Linked DNA regions of Homo sapiens: regions 2 and 3 are each linked to region 1. The links are chromatin loops, found by intact Hi-C in ENCODE. Cell type or tissue: heart right ventricle. All regions are shown on one strand. Links, peaks and the distances in the headings refer to the core of each region. The heading gives the core; the rest is flanking DNA.

What was found. Peaks named below come from ENCODE experiments on the same cell type or tissue, not always from the same donor. Only the 100,000 strongest peaks of a DNase experiment are listed, where the experiment ranks them.
Region 2: a loop joins it to region 1, with 2.9 times the contacts of the local background. A loop is called at or near these places in 22 of 110 quality-filtered maps.
Region 3: a loop joins it to region 1, with 2.1 times the contacts of the local background. A loop is called at or near these places in 5 of 110 quality-filtered maps.

The regions. Positions count from the first base shown.
Region 1 is chr14:54,327,275-54,331,413 of GRCh38, reverse strand. No RefSeq gene overlaps it. Among named protein-coding and RNA genes, the nearest start is that of CDKN3, 68 kb to the left of the region's middle. In heart right ventricle, for the core only: CTCF peaks have their summits at 1,883 and 2,083; a DNase peak (open chromatin) is centred at 2,143; H3K27ac peaks cover 804 bases.
Region 2 is chr14:53,430,468-53,434,606 of GRCh38, reverse strand. The region is part of intron 2 of LOC105370504 (a long non-coding RNA gene); the gene reads right to left. Among named protein-coding and RNA genes, the nearest start is that of DDHD1-DT, 280 kb to the right of the region's middle. In heart right ventricle, for the core only: a CTCF peak has its summit at 2,152 (motif pointing left); a DNase peak (open chromatin) is centred at 2,079.
Region 3 is chr14:54,218,227-54,222,365 of GRCh38, reverse strand. No RefSeq gene overlaps it. Among named protein-coding and RNA genes, the nearest start is that of CDKN3, 180 kb to the left of the region's middle. RefSeq lists an enhancer at 589-1,501. In heart right ventricle, for the core only: no CTCF peak of the experiment used is centred there; DNase peaks (open chromatin) are centred at 1,826 and 2,060; H3K4me3 peaks cover 1,247 bases; H3K27ac peaks cover 717 bases; H3K27me3 peaks cover 1,698 bases.

The DNA of each region.
Region 1 (4,139 bases), core at 624-3,123:
GGTGATGAATTGGCATTACTTTGGATGGATTGAAGTTGGGGCAAGAACATGAGAAATGGCATGGATTTGGAGGAATTTTATTTTCTTTCCTGTTCACTCTTATCAAACATAAAGGCAAACAAAATTTTCTTGAAGGCCAGAATTGTTTTTGTGATTCAGCTGATCTCACATGTTAACTTTGGGACACTCACCTAGAAAAACGGGAAGCTTAACTCCCTGACAAAACTAGGAATTCCCTGAAATAACTAGAAACTTCCCAGAAAGTGGTACACTCAGCCTTGTGTGGAAAACAAACAAACAAACAAAAAATTCCACAGGCTGCGGAAACCTATTTGTTAAACAGCGAAGGGAAGTGCCGTTGGCCAGACAGTCTAAACACAGGAATGTCAGGCAGGAGATCAGATCTACAATCGGAAGGGGAGAAGAGGCTGATAAGGCCTCCAAGAAAGCAGGTCAGTCACCAAAAGTGGTTTCAGAGGTAAAGTGAGGAGGGCCAGGATGTTTGTGATACAATCACATTGTGCTGCTAAATTCTGGCACACACTGCAGGAGCTGATGAGCTGATGCTAAGAGGCACTATTTAAATAATGCAGTTTGTGCAAATGTGGAACCCCCCCAAATTGTGCTTACATATGACATGAAATACGTTACATTTAATGTGAAACAATCTTACTGGGAAGTAGTCTTCCTCCTTCTCAACAGGGCATCTTCTGTAGTCAGTGCCATTGAGCAACATGTTAGTTGTATAACTAGGGTTAGAGATGATGTGTGTGTGTGTGTTTTTTGTTTTTTGTTTTTTTTTTTTTTGAGACAGGGTCTCACTCTGTGACCCAGGCTGGAGTGCAATGGTGTGATCATGGCTCACTGCAGCCTTGACCTCCTGGGCTCAAGTAATCCTCCCACCTCAGCCTCCCAAGTAGCTGGGAGCACAGGCACCACCACATCTGACTAATTTTTAAAATTTTCTGTAGAGACAGGGTTTTACCATGTTCTCGAACTCCTGGGCTCAAAAGATCCACCCACCTTGGCCTTCCAAAGTGCTGGGATTACAGGCGTGAGCCACTGCACTAGGCCGACAATCTGTGTTTTGAACTCTGGATCTGCGAGGCTCATTTCCATATATTAACAGGGAGATCATTTTTGTGCAATGAGGATTTTATATGGCGTTACTTACTTTTCCTCCAAATGTAGACTTACTTCAATTAGGCTCAAGACAAGACACTTTCATGCTTCTCTTTCTATTTTTGGTTTCTTGGAAGTATAACCTTTCTGGAGAAGATGGCAACTTTGAACATTTTCTGTGCATTTGTGAGTTTCTAAGATTTCAATTTATGGTACCAATTCCTACCCTGAAACACTGGAACTTGTGGTCATAATGATAAGCAGTGAAAACAGAGTTTAAAAATGTACCCCAGGTAACCGTGAGAGTGAGCCTCGCTGGGGATGCTGTGCAGGTAACGGTGAGAGTGAGCCTCCTTGGGGATGCTGTGCAGGTAACCGTGTGAGTGAGCCTCCTTGGGGATGCTGTGCAGGTAACTGTGTGAGTGAGCCTCGTTGGGAATACTATGCAGCTGAACATTTTTGAACTCTTGCTTCATCACTTCTGATTCTGCCCTTGGAGGACAGAGATATGCAAAAGCACATGCTGGGGATTCAAAGGAAGCTAAACTGTATTCCAAGGTGTTCTGAAGCTTGTTTTCAGCCAGTGTAAGCGTGGTGTTCTTGACAGGGGGGTAGTGTTCAGGTGTCCGCATGTGGAAGGCGAACATTGCTGCTAAGTGAGAATTGTCAGTAAGTGGAAATCAGAAGCGGAATACCCTTAGCCTTCCTTCTTGTTCAACATTAATCTCAGGACTACATTTATAGGCTGATTCCAGATGTGCTTGATTCCAAGGCTGAGTTTTCAGAGGTGACACGTGGTGTTTACCTCCGCATAAAAAAGGTCAAATTGTGTTATAGATCGAAGGGCAAATGTCTGACTATCCCATGGGAGTGCCTGATAGATTGTTTGGTTGCAATTTGGCCCAGAAGCTGGAGGACAGAGTGCTTACCCACTGGAGTAGGGAAAAGATGTCATTCTCCATGGCTGCGGTAGAGGTCGCAGCTTGAAAGGAAAGAGCTACTTAGAGGACGTGAAATAGGAGCTTTTAATTTGGTGTCTGCCGGGGTCATTCCCCTTGGTGCACCACTCTAAGCTGCTGGCTGACTCTTGGTGTTGTTATTCTGCAGCTACGGTATTTGGTGAGCTCTGCTTTTAGGAACACTTAATTAGTTTGACCTGCCCCACTGCTTCTTACATGAGGGGAAGCATTCCAGGGATAGAGCTTGAGACCAGTGCCTCTCCAACTTGAGAAATGCATGGACGTCTTTTAAAGGGACAACATTGTCTTTGTGCATTCTGCTATTGACTAACATCCTTTTTATTATTATACTATATATGCACATTAAGTTTAGATATACATTTCTTATGCTTACAAAACCAGTACTATTCAAAATAATAATATTCATCAAATAGAGTGGATGATATCATTTTGCTAAATCCCAAATCACTGGCTAAGACTAGAAGCACAAATCTGAGGCTGAACCCTAAGTTTAATTTGTATTAAATTAAAGGATTTAACTTCAATGATGCTAGTTCAGAAAATTTCTGTACACGCAAGTAAGTTATGAGAAAAAGATGAATAACTTCAGGGCTTTGTTTACTAGTTTAGAAATTTCAGGCTTCATATGAAAGCCAAGTTTTGCTGGAAATCAGTTTTTCCAATGTCAATCTGAATGAGGCATCAGTTAATGATGGGAAGGTGTCTTCTGCACTAGAAGGTGTGATTAGCATTGAAGTGCATTGAAATCTGCATCAAATGAATATTTTATCCAATGCTTATTAGAATTGGGTCTAGAAATTTTTTTGTTGGTTATTTCCTATTGTACTTTGCCGATAGTGATGTACAAAGGTGGGGCCACCCAACACGTTAGCTCACACTATAAGCAGAATACAGACTGTTGTAGCAAAAAGTTCTTTTGAGCACTGCATGCCTATGTTACTATGAGCCTTGCGATGACTTTATTCCTCCACCAGTGTGTTTAAATGTGAAGTACCTTGAGATTGTCACATGTGGAGCACGTGCCAAGGGAAGGCAGAAGCAGATGCCAGGCATGGCGATTCCAGACCTGGGCTCAGTTGTAAGACACTAGCAAGATGATTCAGAATCTGCTTATGTTACACATCTGAGATGGTTGTCATGGGAAAAAAATAAAAGTTCTAATGGAGCACCGTAGCCAACAGGTGGAAACAACTCACATGTTCATCAATGGATGGATAAGCAAACTGTGGTGTATACATGTGCACACACACACACACGTGAATATAATTTAGTCTTAAAAAGGAAGGCAATCCTGACAAGTTACAACATAGATGATCTTTGAAAATTTCATGCTAAGCGAAATAAGCCAGTCACAAAAAGACAAATATTGTATGATTCTACTTATAGAAGGTACCTAGGGGTAGCCAAAATCACGGAAACAGAAAGTAGGATGATAGTTTCCCAGGGCTGAGGGATAGGGTATGGGAGTTGGTGTTTATGGATAGAGTTTCATCTGGGGTAGATGAGAAAGTTCTGGAGACAGGTGGTAATGATGGTTGCAAAACAATTTGAATGTACTTAAGTGTCACTAAATTTTATTTAGAATTGGTTAGACTAGTACATTTTATGTTGTATATTTTACCACAGTAAAAAACTGTAACAGAGCAATTTCGGATTCCCAGGAATACTTCAGTCTGATAAACTGCTTTGACCTGTGGATGTCCCAGCATGGGCCAGGACGCCAGGACCAGGCCACTGTCCTTGGTGAGATGAGGAAAAAACAGACCAGTGCCCTAGCTTCTCCTAAAGCTAAGGTTTATTCTGGGTTTATGTTTACGTCGATCCTTTTCTGGAGAGTGGAGGCTTAAAATCTTCTTCCTTTTGTGAAATGAAGAGAGAAGCAGTTGATTTTTTTTTTTAAATGTATCTATTTGGCAAAATAAGTAGTTGGGAACGCCATGTTGCTACCCTCAAAATAAGCTTTTAAAGCTTATTTTAAAAAACGGATTATTGAAACCCAGAAGTATGGGAACTGCTGCTTTTTAAAACTGGCATGTG
Region 2 (4,139 bases), core at 712-3,211, 900 kb after region 1:
CGCCATCACACCTGTCTAATTTTTAATATTTTTAGTAGAAACGGGGTTTCACTATGTTGACCAGACTGGTCTCCAACTCCTAACCTCGTGATCTGCCCACCTCGGCCTCCCAAAGTGCTGGGATTACAGGCGTGAGCCACCACACCTGGCCTCACCTATAACTTTCTATCAGCGACAGGTAGCTTGAATTAAATTCAGCTGTACGTGATAAAAAACACAATAGTGGCTTAAACACACAAAGTGTTCTATTATTTCCAAGTTCCAGAAATGAGCAGTCCAAAGCTGGTACAGTAACTTGATTTGTTCATCATGTAACCAGGATCATGCCCACTTGCTGTTGTGTCCCCTATAAGGAATGAATTTCAGTAGCCTGATTCAAAATGCTGTCTAGAGCTCTAGTCTTTATATCTGCCTTCCAGCCAACTGGAAAGAGAAAGGGGAAGAACTGTAAGCCCTTTCCTGTAAGGATACTCCTTAAGTTGCAAATGACATTCCTGTTTGCATTCTATTGTCCAAAAGGTAAACACAAGGTTACTCTTAGCTGCAAGGGAAGCTGGGGAATGTGGTTTTTATTATGACCGTTATAAAATTAAGGGTTGTATTACTGTGGAAAGAAAGGAGAATGGCTATGGGAAAGTAACCAGGGGCTTCTGCCACACTAATAGTGTTGAGACACTGTAAAATAAGAGAGACAAAGCAATTAAAGAGAATTTTTCCAATTGCAAACAACACTTTCAAAAAGCTTAGCAAGAATTTTAAATTACTGAGTAAATGAAAATCTCTGAGTTTTGGGGAATTTTCAATGATCTGTATTTCCTTGGTGGCCACCTTAGTGCTTAGGGCCACCTTAAGGAAAGTCACTCCATTCCTAAGCCCTCCTTCAGAATACCCAAAACTCTTCATTTAAGTTTCTCATATGGCTTGACACACAATCTGCTACAGGTTTATCTCAGTTAAAAAGTCTTCACAAAATGTGAACACTCCTGGGGATGGTAAAAATATCTGTTCGTTCTCTATTTATTATTAGTTAGTCAAATCCAGTTTTTGATCTCCAAAAATAGAAGGATTGACTGAGTTGGAGTCTGTGGGGAATGAGGTGAACAAGAAAGAAGTAACTTTAAAGTTTTGGATTGGGAAGACACGAGAGGAAACGCATTTCTGGGGTGTTTCTTAGAGTGGTCAGTGGTAGCTGAAGAGCAGATTAAGATCATTAGAAATATTAGGAGAAGAGAAAGGAAGGTTGAGAAGAATGGAGGTGGGGAAGAGAGACTGAAGGGCACAAAGATGGAATTGAGAGCTGAGAACGCATCAAGGATGAATTTCACCATCTTGAAATTTTGCCTAGAGTTGACCATGAATGCTACAATATTTATGTGATCTCTTAGCAAAATATGCAAGAATAGAGCTTTTTTCAATTAAGAAATTAAAAAGCATATAAGAAGTTAAAATGCAGTGCTCCTCTAAACTGATAGTGTTTTGTGTACAATCAACAAAAGCAAAAGAAATTGCATTATCTGAACTAAAAAACCTGTCTCTTACTGTTCTGGAAATGTATTAATTCATTCATTTTAATTTTAATTTAGCTGTCTTTTTAAAAAAAAAATTCTACCTAACAATAATGACAGCATTAAACAAGTATGTTTTGGGGAAGGCACCATACCAAGTGCTTTACATTTATCATTTCATTTAATCTGCACAGCATCTCTTTGAGGTAGATATTGTTATATCCCTTTTACAGAGAAAGGAACTGAGGCTTAGAAAGATTGGGTGACTTGCCTGAGTTGGTGGTGGCAGAGCCAGGTTCCAGACCTATAAAGCCAAGCTCCAGATTCCTTGCTCTTAATCCCTATACTGACACTGCCTCCCTACTTGGTGTTTGGTAGAAATAGAAATGATTCACATTAAGATCAACAGTGACACCTGAACAGGCTATACACTTTGGACGCCTTTCTCCATAAGGCACTCTCCATGTGACTGACATCACTTCTGACTGCTTCAAATGTCCCTTATGTGGATGACCTGCAACTTACTCCTAAAACCTTCTTCACTGTCTCTCCCTGGCTCCCTGCCTCACGCACCACCCCCCACCACCCTCACCACCAACCTCCAGACAGCAGCCAAGGTGTTCTCTGTCAATGGTGTCACCTAGTGGTCAGAAGGTAGAACTCCTTTATTTGACTTCCCTTTTCTACACCCTATTCTTTTATTCCTCTTCAAGGACTTTTTGGCAGAATATATCTACCTCTATTAAGTCATCACTCAGGGTTCATTCAATTCTCCCTTAACCTTTTTCACTTACATACACTCATCTCCTTTAACTCCCTTTCTCCTCAATCCTCTCTCTTTGAAGGAGGATCTCTCTCCCTTCATCATTTATTTCACTAGCCAAAATGTTCACCCAATCATCAGAGAATAGTGAGCTCTGAAATCAGACAGAACTGAATTTTAATTCCAGAGCCAATGCATTAATTGTGAGATGTTGAGCAAATTGTATGGCCTTTCTAAATGTCAGTTTTCAAATCCATAAAATGGAGATAAATTTGCTACTTCACAGAGTTCTTAGAGGAATGAGATGACTTAAGAAAAGCCTTATCTAATTGCACATAATCAGTATTTAATGACTATCACTCATCTCCACACCATCATGAGTAATGCATAAAATAATCATGCTGCTGTATCAAGAAAAAGGAAAGCCATATTCTTGGGGATTAAATTTGTTCTACTTAAGAACCAGTGTCTATAATACTTAAAATCTTTTCAGTAATTTCTCATCAAAACTTCCACAGGGGTCCATGTACTTGCTGGTTTTATCCTTGTTATAAATAGTATTTCTTCTTCATGATAGATAAATCAAATATTTATAAGATAGTCTGGGTATGTAATGTTAAATCAAGCTTAGCCTAAAGCTAAACCTCCTTACATATTTTAAGTTCGGCCTAAAGGTTTTGCCGTACATTGTGAACTATAGTAAGTGGAAGTGTAAACCAACTGTAGCCTACATTTGTGCCAATCACCAAGTTTTGGCCAATCAACTGTAGACAACTGTTTCAACGGTGTTCAAATAAGGCAAATGCCAAGCTGTAACCAATTTGGCTATTTCTGTACCTCACTTCCATTTTCTGTACGTCACTTTCCCTTTTCTGTATGTCACTTTCCCTTTTCTGTCCATAAATCTTCTTCCCCTACATAGCTGCGCTGGAGTCTCAGAGCCTGCTCTGGCTCGGGAGGCTGCCTGATTTGCGAATTGCTCATTCCTCAATTAAACTCCTTTAAATTTAATTATGCTGAAGTTTTTCTTTTATGAATGACCATCATTTACAAACATTACTTCTATGCAAAAGTGCATTCTAAATTCCAAAGAGCCATCAATTAGGAATTTATTCTAGTTTTGGTTTTAAAATTATGAAAAGCTTTAAACTAAGCAAACCCAAAAGTAAAGAGTACGTTTTGCTTTTTTTCTAAGGGAGGTCAGGACTTCTAAATGGGTCAGCTCACAAAATAAAGTGGAATGTGTGCTGATACATTGGAGAAAAATGTGAAAATTCAACCTGCCCTAAGAAGCACCGATTATCCTCTTCAAGCATAGTTTGTTATCTTAGCTACACATGTGACACAAAACAAATCCAGCCAAAGAAGCTTATGAACTAGCATTTGACAATATATGCAGATTACTGGTTTATGTTATTTATCAAAATACAATATATCAAAGATAATGCAATAAAGTATCATACTGGAACAAATGGACACCCATATACAAAAGACTGAATCTTGATTCATACTTCATACCATATGTATATAAATATTCACCTAATATCAACCATAGACTTCAATGTAAAAACCAATCTATAAACTTCTAAAAGAAAATACAGGAAAAAATCGTGACCTTGGGTTAGGCAATGATTTCTAAGACACGACACAAAAAGCGTGATACACAAAAGAAAAAGCTGAAACTGAATTTTATCAAAATTTAAAACTTTTGTTCATCAGACACTGTAAAGAAAATGAAAGAACCATCCACAGACTGGAAAAAAATATTTCCAAAACACATATCTGAAAGAGAGCTTAAATCAAAAATATAGGAATTCTCAAAATTTAATAAAAGAATATAAAAATGGGCAAAAGATTTAAACACTTTACCA
Region 3 (4,139 bases), core at 619-3,118, 110 kb after region 1:
AACAATTAAGACAAGCCAGAGTCCACTCCTGGAAAGACCCTTCAACTGCTGGCAAAACTCTTCACTACTTTTTTTCTAGGAGAATCAATGCTTTTTTCAAAATGTGATATTTCCATTTTTATTTCACAACAGAGAGGCAGGTCTGCGCAGTAAGAAAAATGAGCCTTTCGGGGCCGCCCACACAGCTCAGCCTCGGCAGGGGGAGTTGTTCCAAACAGCTTCAATAGGGATTACAACTCAGGATTTACATTTTAAAATAATTAACCTTCTGATCACCAGTGACAGTCTGAGAGCATTTTAATGACCATTGTTGTTTTAATTGGAGTGAAAGCAAAAGCTTTAGAAAACTCTTTTTTCTTATCAGAATCTAGGCAAAAATGTGATTTTTGTTATTCTGAAGGAATGGGAAAAAATTACAAATTTTCCCAACTTTAAATTACCTACAAAGATTTATCGTGATCAGAACTGTATCCGCAGTGCTAAACACATGCTTGCATACTGTGGGTGCTTGGTAAATATTTGTAAATACTGCACTTAACAACTCTATGCAATTGTTATTGGAAGCCATTAGAAGGGTTTTGAAAACGATGAAAACAAAGTGTGGGATGAAAAGTACGTCTCAGTTTATGTGCTTTACATATTCTTTCCAAAATCTATATTTGCTTTTAAAACAAAGACTTAGCCAAAATTAGCTCTTAATGTAAAAAAGACCCCGTCAGTAGTTGCAGCAGGACATACAGGTTAATACTGAAAGAGTGTTATTAGTAATGACCAAAGACCTTTAGCCTCCTGTCCAAAATTCTGTTTTACTGTATAGAATGAGAATGTAAACTCTATCATGTTGGGCTATTTAGTAACTTATTAGTGCATTCATCTTTTCATCATTTGACAGGTGGAAGTAGTAGTTCAGTTTTTAGTTTTAATTATAAGGGATTCCAGATGTAGAATGCTACACAAATTAAAACCAGAGCTGCTCATATGTCCTTTCAAAGTAGGCTGACTTCAAGGTATCTGCTTTTCATTTCAAAATGTTATTAAAGCTATTACTAAGAAATTCATAGTCTTAGCCTGTTCCAATAATTGACACCTTTAAAGTGACTAAACAGATTTAGAGTGTGCAGAAAAGTAAATTTGTCTTAGAGAATGACCCTAATCATCTATTTCCATATAATGGACAAATCAGTGTCCTTGGAACAAGCCTGGGAGTTGATGAATTAAGCTAAAGGGTTCCCCTGTTCCCTCACTCTTTCTCAGTTTTACTTTTGCCTTCCCAAATAAATCTTCCTTACAGATACATGCAATTTAGGAGTGAAGATTGAATGATCTGTGCTTACCTGAATTTATGGTTCTGCAACTTTATTTTTGCCCATTGGAACAAGCAGAAACATTTTCATGGAAACGAAACAACTGAAGCCAGAAACCTTTTGCTTTTTATTTACTTTGATAAGCAGTCGTGGGGAAAGTTCTGTCCACAAAAACTTTCCAACACCCATTTCCTAGCTCCTTGTTCATTGAACACCTACAAAAGTAGTTTCATAAACAGCGGAGATTTTCAGTAATTAGAAGGATAGCTGGCTGGGCTGATAAATCAGAGAAATAACTTGTTTGGTGTAAACCGAGCCTGTTTCTGAGGCAGAAACGTTAGGCTTTTATCCTCTGGAGTGTGATTGAAAGGGTGAGAAGTTAATTTGGCAGCCTCGCTTCTATGGTTTCATAATGTTTCTCCCCACCCCCTCCCTCCAGCCCCAGCGAAGCCCCGGGATTGCAGCGCTTTGCGCCTGCCCTCATACAAGGCAGGACCGTGACCCGAAACGGAACCCCTCTCCCCAGGGCACATTCTGAGCAGCAACAGCTTGGCTCAAGTGTTTCTTATGAACAGCCGTCGTGAGCACTTGATCTAAATCATGCCATTTCCTTCACAGCGTGGCACAGTTAACAAGTCAGTGCACCAACACAATCTACAGATGGCAGTTCAAAAGGTGCGGGTCCCCCCAGCAAGATAAAGGGCAGGCAGTTCCAGGGGGATGCTCATTACGGGAATGCAGCCGGGGGCTCCGGAGGAGTGTGAGCGCCGAACTGGGCTGCGGATGGGGGGCGGGCTCCGGGAGGGCGTGCGTCAGTCCAACTCGGAAAAGGCATGCGTGTCTTCGCAAATCAAGTCAGTGTTGGGAGAGAGATGTTATTGAAGTAAAGTGCAAACAGCTTGCAGAGAAAGGATACATTTAGCCTGGGCTGCGTCCTTCCCGATTCGGGAGAGGAGTGAGGGTGGTGACAGGGTACAGCACTTACCTTGTTCCATTTATCTGCAACTCTGGCAAGTATAAGGCAATTTCCTGAGCAAAGCCTCCAACATCAAAAGCCGTGGGGGGAGCTCCCGGCGAAGGCAGGAGTCCCCCTGGCACTGGGAAAGCGCCCTGATCCGCAGAGGGCCCCGGCCGCCTTCTAGATAGAGGCCTGCGCTCCTCGGCAAATTACATTAGTGCTAATGTCCAGCGAAGAATCTATGAGACATATTGGGCCTTTAGACTTCAAAACAAGCTTAAATTGGAACCACATTGCGGGAATACTTCTTAGCTAACATTTATATTACTTCAGTTACCAAATCCAGACTAAGTCCCCGGACTCGGCAGGGGAGGACATAATATATTAGGAAGTGAGAGGAGGGTGTTCTCTTCTGGTCTCCTTTTATGAAAATGTACAAAAACTTTCCTCGAACTAGCGAGAAAGTGACTACAAGGCCTTAAAATGTGGCTGTCCGGCGGCAGCCGGGGGGCCGCTCCCTGCCCAGGCCGGCCCCATTTGCGAGTCGGCCGCGCCTTGGGGGACAGTTGCAAGAGCCTGGAGTCAGGCTGCGGAGAGCAAGGGTCAGGTGTCAGGCAGGCAGTTACACACCTAAAGCGAGATTCCGCGGGGTGCAGCGAGCTGTCAGAGGATGAGATCTCCGGAGACCCAATCAGCCTCGCCTACACCGATCTTTGTAAGCAAATCTCTTTGGGAACCCACAAGACGGTGCTTTACCACGAATTTCAGGGCTCAGGAGAAAGGAACGCTGCTGTGCTGCTCTTTCTGAGTTCTGCTGAAGCAGCTAGTGAAGATTTTTCCTTTCTGCACTGATTTTAATGTGAACATACTGAAATGGATAACATTCCTGCAGCTCAGAAATTTCAACAGCAGGACTGCCTAACGGGGGGCAGATGGTGCCAGCGATACTACTTTTAAAGGCTGTACAGGAAGAATGCAGAGTGACTTTGAGGGGATTCTGTTGCCCAGACTGGTCTGAGGTTTACACTGGCGTAAGTGCCCCTGCCAAGCGGTTCCCCCATGAGCTCCTCTTCTCTTCCATTTTTATCACTTCACCTATCCCCATGAAAAGAGGGGGTGTAGTGGGGAAGAAATTGGAAGTAAAGCTGAAGTATCAGCTAGACAGTGTAAAGTTCAGGTTAGGTGGAGGAGGGCTTTAGTTCTAGCTGCACTTTAGGGCGCAGATTTCACAATGAGTCTCACCTATTAAGAGCCCCCAGCACCATAATCCAGGGACTGCAGCCATTGCCCTTATCAGGTTCCTGAATATCCTTTCACACAAGGAGATTTCAAAGCCGCAGAATGGAGATCAGTGGGCTCATACACTGCTATGAGCTTCAGGAATTCTCTCTCCTAAGTTTATTTTGACTTGGTATCTCCAAGAATTGGGTATGACTTTGGAGAGAAAGGATCATAATTATATATCCTGCAATTGAGCAGTATTTTGTTGTTGTTGTTTTTTGTTTTTCTTTTGAGATTAGGTCTTTTTCTGTCATCACCCAGGCTGAAGTGCGGTGGTATGATCTCGGCTCACTGCAACCTCCACACCCCAGGTTCAAGGAGTCCTCCCGCCTCAGCCTCCCAAGTAGCTGGCACTACAGGCACGTGCCACCACGCCTGGGAAATTTTTCTATTTTTTGTAGCAACGGGGTCTGACCACATTTCCCAGGGTAGTGTCCAACTCCTGGGCTCAAGCATCTGCCTGCCTTGGCCTCCCAAATTGCTGGGATTACAGATGTGAGTCACTGTGCCTGGCCTCAGTGTTTGTTGTATCAGAGGCCCACATTTGCATCCTGTATCTTTTTGATAACAATGATTTGTTATCATTAGGGGAAATT